Linked DNA regions of Homo sapiens: region 2 is linked to region 1. The links are chromatin loops, found by intact Hi-C in ENCODE. Cell type or tissue: IMR-90. All regions are shown on one strand.

What was found. Peaks named below come from ENCODE experiments on the same cell type or tissue, not always from the same donor. Only the 100,000 strongest peaks of a DNase experiment are listed, where the experiment ranks them.
Region 2: a loop joins it to region 1, with 2.9 times the contacts of the local background. A loop is called at or near these places in 2 of 110 quality-filtered maps.

The regions. Positions count from the first base shown.
Region 1 is chr15:49,434,342-49,436,841 of GRCh38, reverse strand. The region is part of intron 11 of FAM227B (family with sequence similarity 227 member B); the gene reads left to right. The region is part of intron 2 of FGF7 (fibroblast growth factor 7); the gene reads right to left. Among named protein-coding and RNA genes, the nearest start is that of FGF7, 12 kb to the right of the region's middle. In IMR-90, no CTCF peak of the experiment used is centred here; a DNase peak (open chromatin) is centred at 1,431; H3K27ac peaks cover 810 bases.
Region 2 is chr15:49,854,850-49,857,349 of GRCh38, reverse strand. No RefSeq gene overlaps it. Among named protein-coding and RNA genes, the nearest start is that of DTWD1, 240 kb to the right of the region's middle. In IMR-90, no CTCF peak of the experiment used is centred here; a DNase peak (open chromatin) is centred at 1,269; H3K27ac peaks cover 1,792 bases.

The DNA of each region.
Region 1 (2,500 bases):
CACTGCTTGATACAAAGTAATATGCGATGTTTTAATAACACCAGTGACAGTATAGTGATACATGTGATGATACTAAAGCTGTGCTTTGGAGTTAAACCTACTTGCATTCACATCCCAACTTTGACAGTTACTAGCTATGTAACCTAGAGCAAGTTACTTAATTCTGTGAGCCAAATCTCCCCCATCTGCAAATGAGCATAAGTCTGCCCACCTAATAAGAGCCCTGTGAAGATTAAATTAAATAATGTATATAAAGTGTTTAACACAGTGCCAGGCACACAGAAACCACTCACACATTTAATTTTTGTTGTAGTAGTCATTTTTGTTATCTTAATACTAATGGCCCATGTTTTCATTGAGGGAAAAAATTTACTTAAGAATGTCTCATTTTTCCTCTACACAGTCTTTTAGTAACCAGCTTGTGTTGATAAAAGGAAAGCTGGAAGGTTTAAAGCAAGATTCTATATATGAACTTCTTGCTCCTTAATATACAATGATGTTAATCACACAATGGACTCATCAGACCTACTATGCAATATCTAATCTTTGTAAGTTAACTGACTACTCAAATATTTTCAGAAAACAATCAACATTGTATGCAAAGGTTTTTGATAGGATCATCTGAAACACTGGCTAATTTTGAACACCAATCTTTCTTCACTAAAATGAACAACATCTAAATAGGAAGTAAAACAGGCCCATGTATAATTTTAAAACAGTTAGAATTTATATACCAGCAAACTTATTAAGCTGGCCAGTTTCCTGAGGGTCTTTTTTTTCTTCCGTGAAATGAAGTAACTGTGTAATTGCAAGCTTACAGCATGGAGATATTTTGAGAATTAATCAGAATGGAATAAAGTACTCTGTACCAATTTCAATATTGGCATATGTATTTTTAAAGAATTAACATTAATTATATACTTACATTTATTCACTCAATAAAAATGTTCCCAGTTGTACATTGTAAGATTTTGCAGACTAAATTAAAAGATTTATGGCAACAGTAACAGATTTACTTCTATACAGTGCAGTGATTTTAGTGGTAATATTAATTTGAATATCTAATAAACTACTAAATAGTACTTCAAAACATCATAAATTTTAAATTACAACATAGCAACTATGATATAGATTTATGCTCATCTTCTTTGGGGTATCTATTATTATTCAATATCTGGCCATCTTCCAGCCAGTTAAGAGAAAATTTGAAGACCAAATTTGGCCAGAATCTTTTCAAAGCTGAAAGCACTTCTGTGTGCCTGTTAAACATCCAACATTATTTTATAACACATTATTTATACAAGAAGGGAGGTGAGCCTAATTTTGCAAAAACAAAGACATATCAGTAGTTTTATGAAAGTAGCATACTTCATGAATTAGAGGGCATAAAACTATGCACAGCTGCTTGACTACTGAGTGTCTTGATTACATAGTTGAAACAGGTGATCCAGTGCTCATGGTAGTAAAAGTATGTCTTATCTTAAAGAATGTGGTAGATAACCTTCATAATTTTGTCCTTACATGCCAAACATATGACTCAAAATTATTTTTCTCACATTTTAGAAACTGTTAGGGAAAAAACTCCATAAAGATTACTTCGATTTTACAGTGATTATTTGTCAACAGCTGACATAGGTAAGTTACACTTATGGTCAAAGATTGAAAAGGCATTAAAAAGTAAAAAATATTTCATTCATTTTTTTCACACTTATGCCTTTTCCCCATGTACCCCCCTCTCACTTCATACACAACAATTTTAATGTATACTATTTTGTATGTGTTCGAAATGAACATTACTGTTTTGTATGAATGTATTTTTATTGTTGTAAAATACACACAACATACTGTTTATCATAAAAAAGTGAAAAATATGCAGTTATTCAGAAAAAATATATTATTCCAATTGAATTATGCCTTTAAAATTTCCCTTTAAAGGAAAAACATTGTATGAACTTTGAGAAATTGGTTCTCTTTTTTATTAATTAATTATTAATTAGTTTTTTATTAATTATTGATGTTTTCCCTTGCCAGATTGAGCATACACAGTGAACAAATTCACAGTCTATGTTTTTAGATTTAATTTAAGTTGCTGGTAGTTATGTTTTTAATAAACATAGCAATCATTCGAAGCATGCAAATTAATAAAGAGTAAATGTTCTTATATTTTTAATAGAAAAAAAACCTTTACCTTGGTGAGTTTAGCATTGATACTTGGAAAGATGTTAAATCACTTTTCATTTCCCAATCTTGCAGTACTGTTACTACCAAACATCTACAAAAAGCATTTCCTCTGAGGATAATACATCTGTCCTCTATCTTTTGTCCTTTCATCCTTCAGGCTATTTCCTCTCAGAAAAGATTTCCATGCCCTTCTCCTTGTGTTGGGTTTGACAACCTGCGATGTGCCCTAAACTTACTCACTCTGACTTGGAGTTCTCCCTTGACTCCCAACTGTTAATTCTGTAAAAGCATGGACTGTATATTTGCTTACTATTGCATT
Region 2 (2,500 bases), 420 kb before region 1:
TGCTGATCTGTGTGAGCTGGGGCATGCCACCTGACTTCTCCAGGCCTTGGTGTCCTTGTCCATTGATAGAGAAATTGGGACAGGATGGTCTTAAAGCCCTTTTCTCATTTACCCAATCTGTGAGCTGTTCTTGTCAGTGTTGTCTGTTGTGTATTTGCAATTGCCTTTGTTAGAGAGACAGATTTTCTATATATATATATATATAGAGAGAGAGAGAGAGAGAGAGAGAAGAAACTGACTTGGATGTTCTCTTGAGGGCAGGGCCTGGCTCTTCAGGCTGTTGTACTGGTTTGTATTTCTCTAGACTAGCCCCTGATGCACTGCTGTCTCTGGCTTTTCTCTCAGCTCACCACAGAGCTGCTAAACCCTGTGGTGGCATTTTACCTGGGTCAGTTGAATGCTGTTTCTTGTTAATGATTCATGAAGGTATCTCCACACCCTCCTTTCCTCTCTCATCATTTTGAGTAACAAAAGTATCCAGATGTGAAGGTAAGATACTCATGTCCTGTTAAGAAGAGCTCATTTAAAAGTCCTCCCTACCTTGAATCTGGGCTTAGAGGAGATTCTTTGAGCCTTTGTTCCCTTGGGACCGAAGTTGAAGCAACAGAGCTTGAACAATTTTCTTCATAGTTATAGAGCACTTTGCAGTTTGTGTATCATTCTTACATAAACTGTATTGTGTCTGTGTAGATGTAAAGTGTGCAGATTTAGGGAAAAGTGTAAATAAATGTAAAAATGTTCAGAAATATATGTTTCAAATGTTCTTTTACCTTTCAGTGCAAATAAGAAAAATCTCCCTTCCTTCCTTCCTTTCCTACAGCATTTAGTGACGTCAGGTAGGTGTGGAAGGCAAAGGAAATAAAAATGTCTCAAACTATTTCTAAAAAGTCACTAGGAAATCCAACTAATGAGAAAAGCTCTACTTCTGATTTTTATGGTAAGAAATTGAATTACTCTGTTAGTGTGTGCACAAAATGCCTCAAGATTGATATAATCTAATTATCTCAGTTATATGACTCAGAATTATTATTTTACACTACAAAGAGTAGGCACAAAGTTAATAGTGTAGGAATCCAGGAATAATGATGACTTACAGACTTTGTGATGGAATTCTGCAGGCCATGGGTCAGATAACCGTGTGGGGGGGGGGGGTCACAATTTTCCAATTTTTACATTAACATCTGGTATTAAATGTCTGCAGTTTGCTCTACTGCGTCACATTTCATTCCTTGGTGAGAAATCATAAGCTTTTGCAATTCTCTAGCCTAAGCCTTTAGCTGAACTGCCTGGAAGCCAGAACTAAATGACCCACGTATTACCAAATGTGTATTGCAAAAGATTTGGAGGACCTTGCTGGGCTAATCTGTAGTTTGGGGCTATGACTTAACCCTATCTGTCCTTGAATTTCAAAACTTCCTGGCAGATCTATTCCTGTAACTGGTGCAGAATACAAATCAGCTTGGAGCTGCATACATAAACATCCAGATTTCAAGAAATAATAATGATTAGTTGGCCAGATATCTCTGGCTATCTCAATTCAGATTCCCATAAGGTTTATAAGGGCAAGTTAAAATTTTTAATAAACTGCAGCCCTAGACTTACACAGAAAATTCTTACTGGAGCAGGATGCATGGAGAGATGATAGTTAACTTGGAAGTAAAGTAATGATCAAGAAGAAATCTAGTTGTTTCACCCCTTGTAATAAATGTTTCTATACTCCCTGCCTTCTTCTAGGTAAATGTGAGCAATGATTAGGATGCTTCTTTAACAGCTGATGATTTTCCTTCTCATCCCCTTTCTGTCTCTGCTCCAGTATGTGACACTATAGAGATACAGGGAAGTATGAGATAATGCACCAAGATTGGACAGAAATAATAATATTGACCCCAAAACATCCTCAGAAAAGGTTTTGAATAAAATTCCTGTTACTGAATTTCTTGAGATAATGTCACTTTCATTAAATGACTACTGAAAAAGAATAAATTAATTTGGGATTATGATTAGTGACTGGGGGAGATATTAAGCTTATTTAACAAACAGTTGGACAGGGACACTGACCAATAAGAATGAACATGGGCCATCAATGGCTAGTCTTGCCCCACTGCTAATGGCAGCTGGCACTCTGACCTATTTGGACCACGTGATAAGTCACATTTGAAACTATACCTATTTTTCTTTATGAGGTGCCTATTTGGTCTAAACCAGATAAAAACAGCAAGATTTTTTTTTAAACCAAGTAACACCAAAAACACTATAGGGCAGGTCAAAATATTTTCCTGGTATCGTTTTGTGTGGTAGCTAATAGTTTTCTGAAGGTACGAGATGATGTGTTTTGAACAACAGGAATAGTTTCTAACTGCATATTATTGACAAAATATGTTTAGGTATTGTGTATGGTTTTTTGTCTCAATGAATACTAACATTTTTAATTGAAATATTTTTAAAAATATATATTTTACAATTATAATATAAATAATTGTGGTTCATAGTTTGGGAGCTT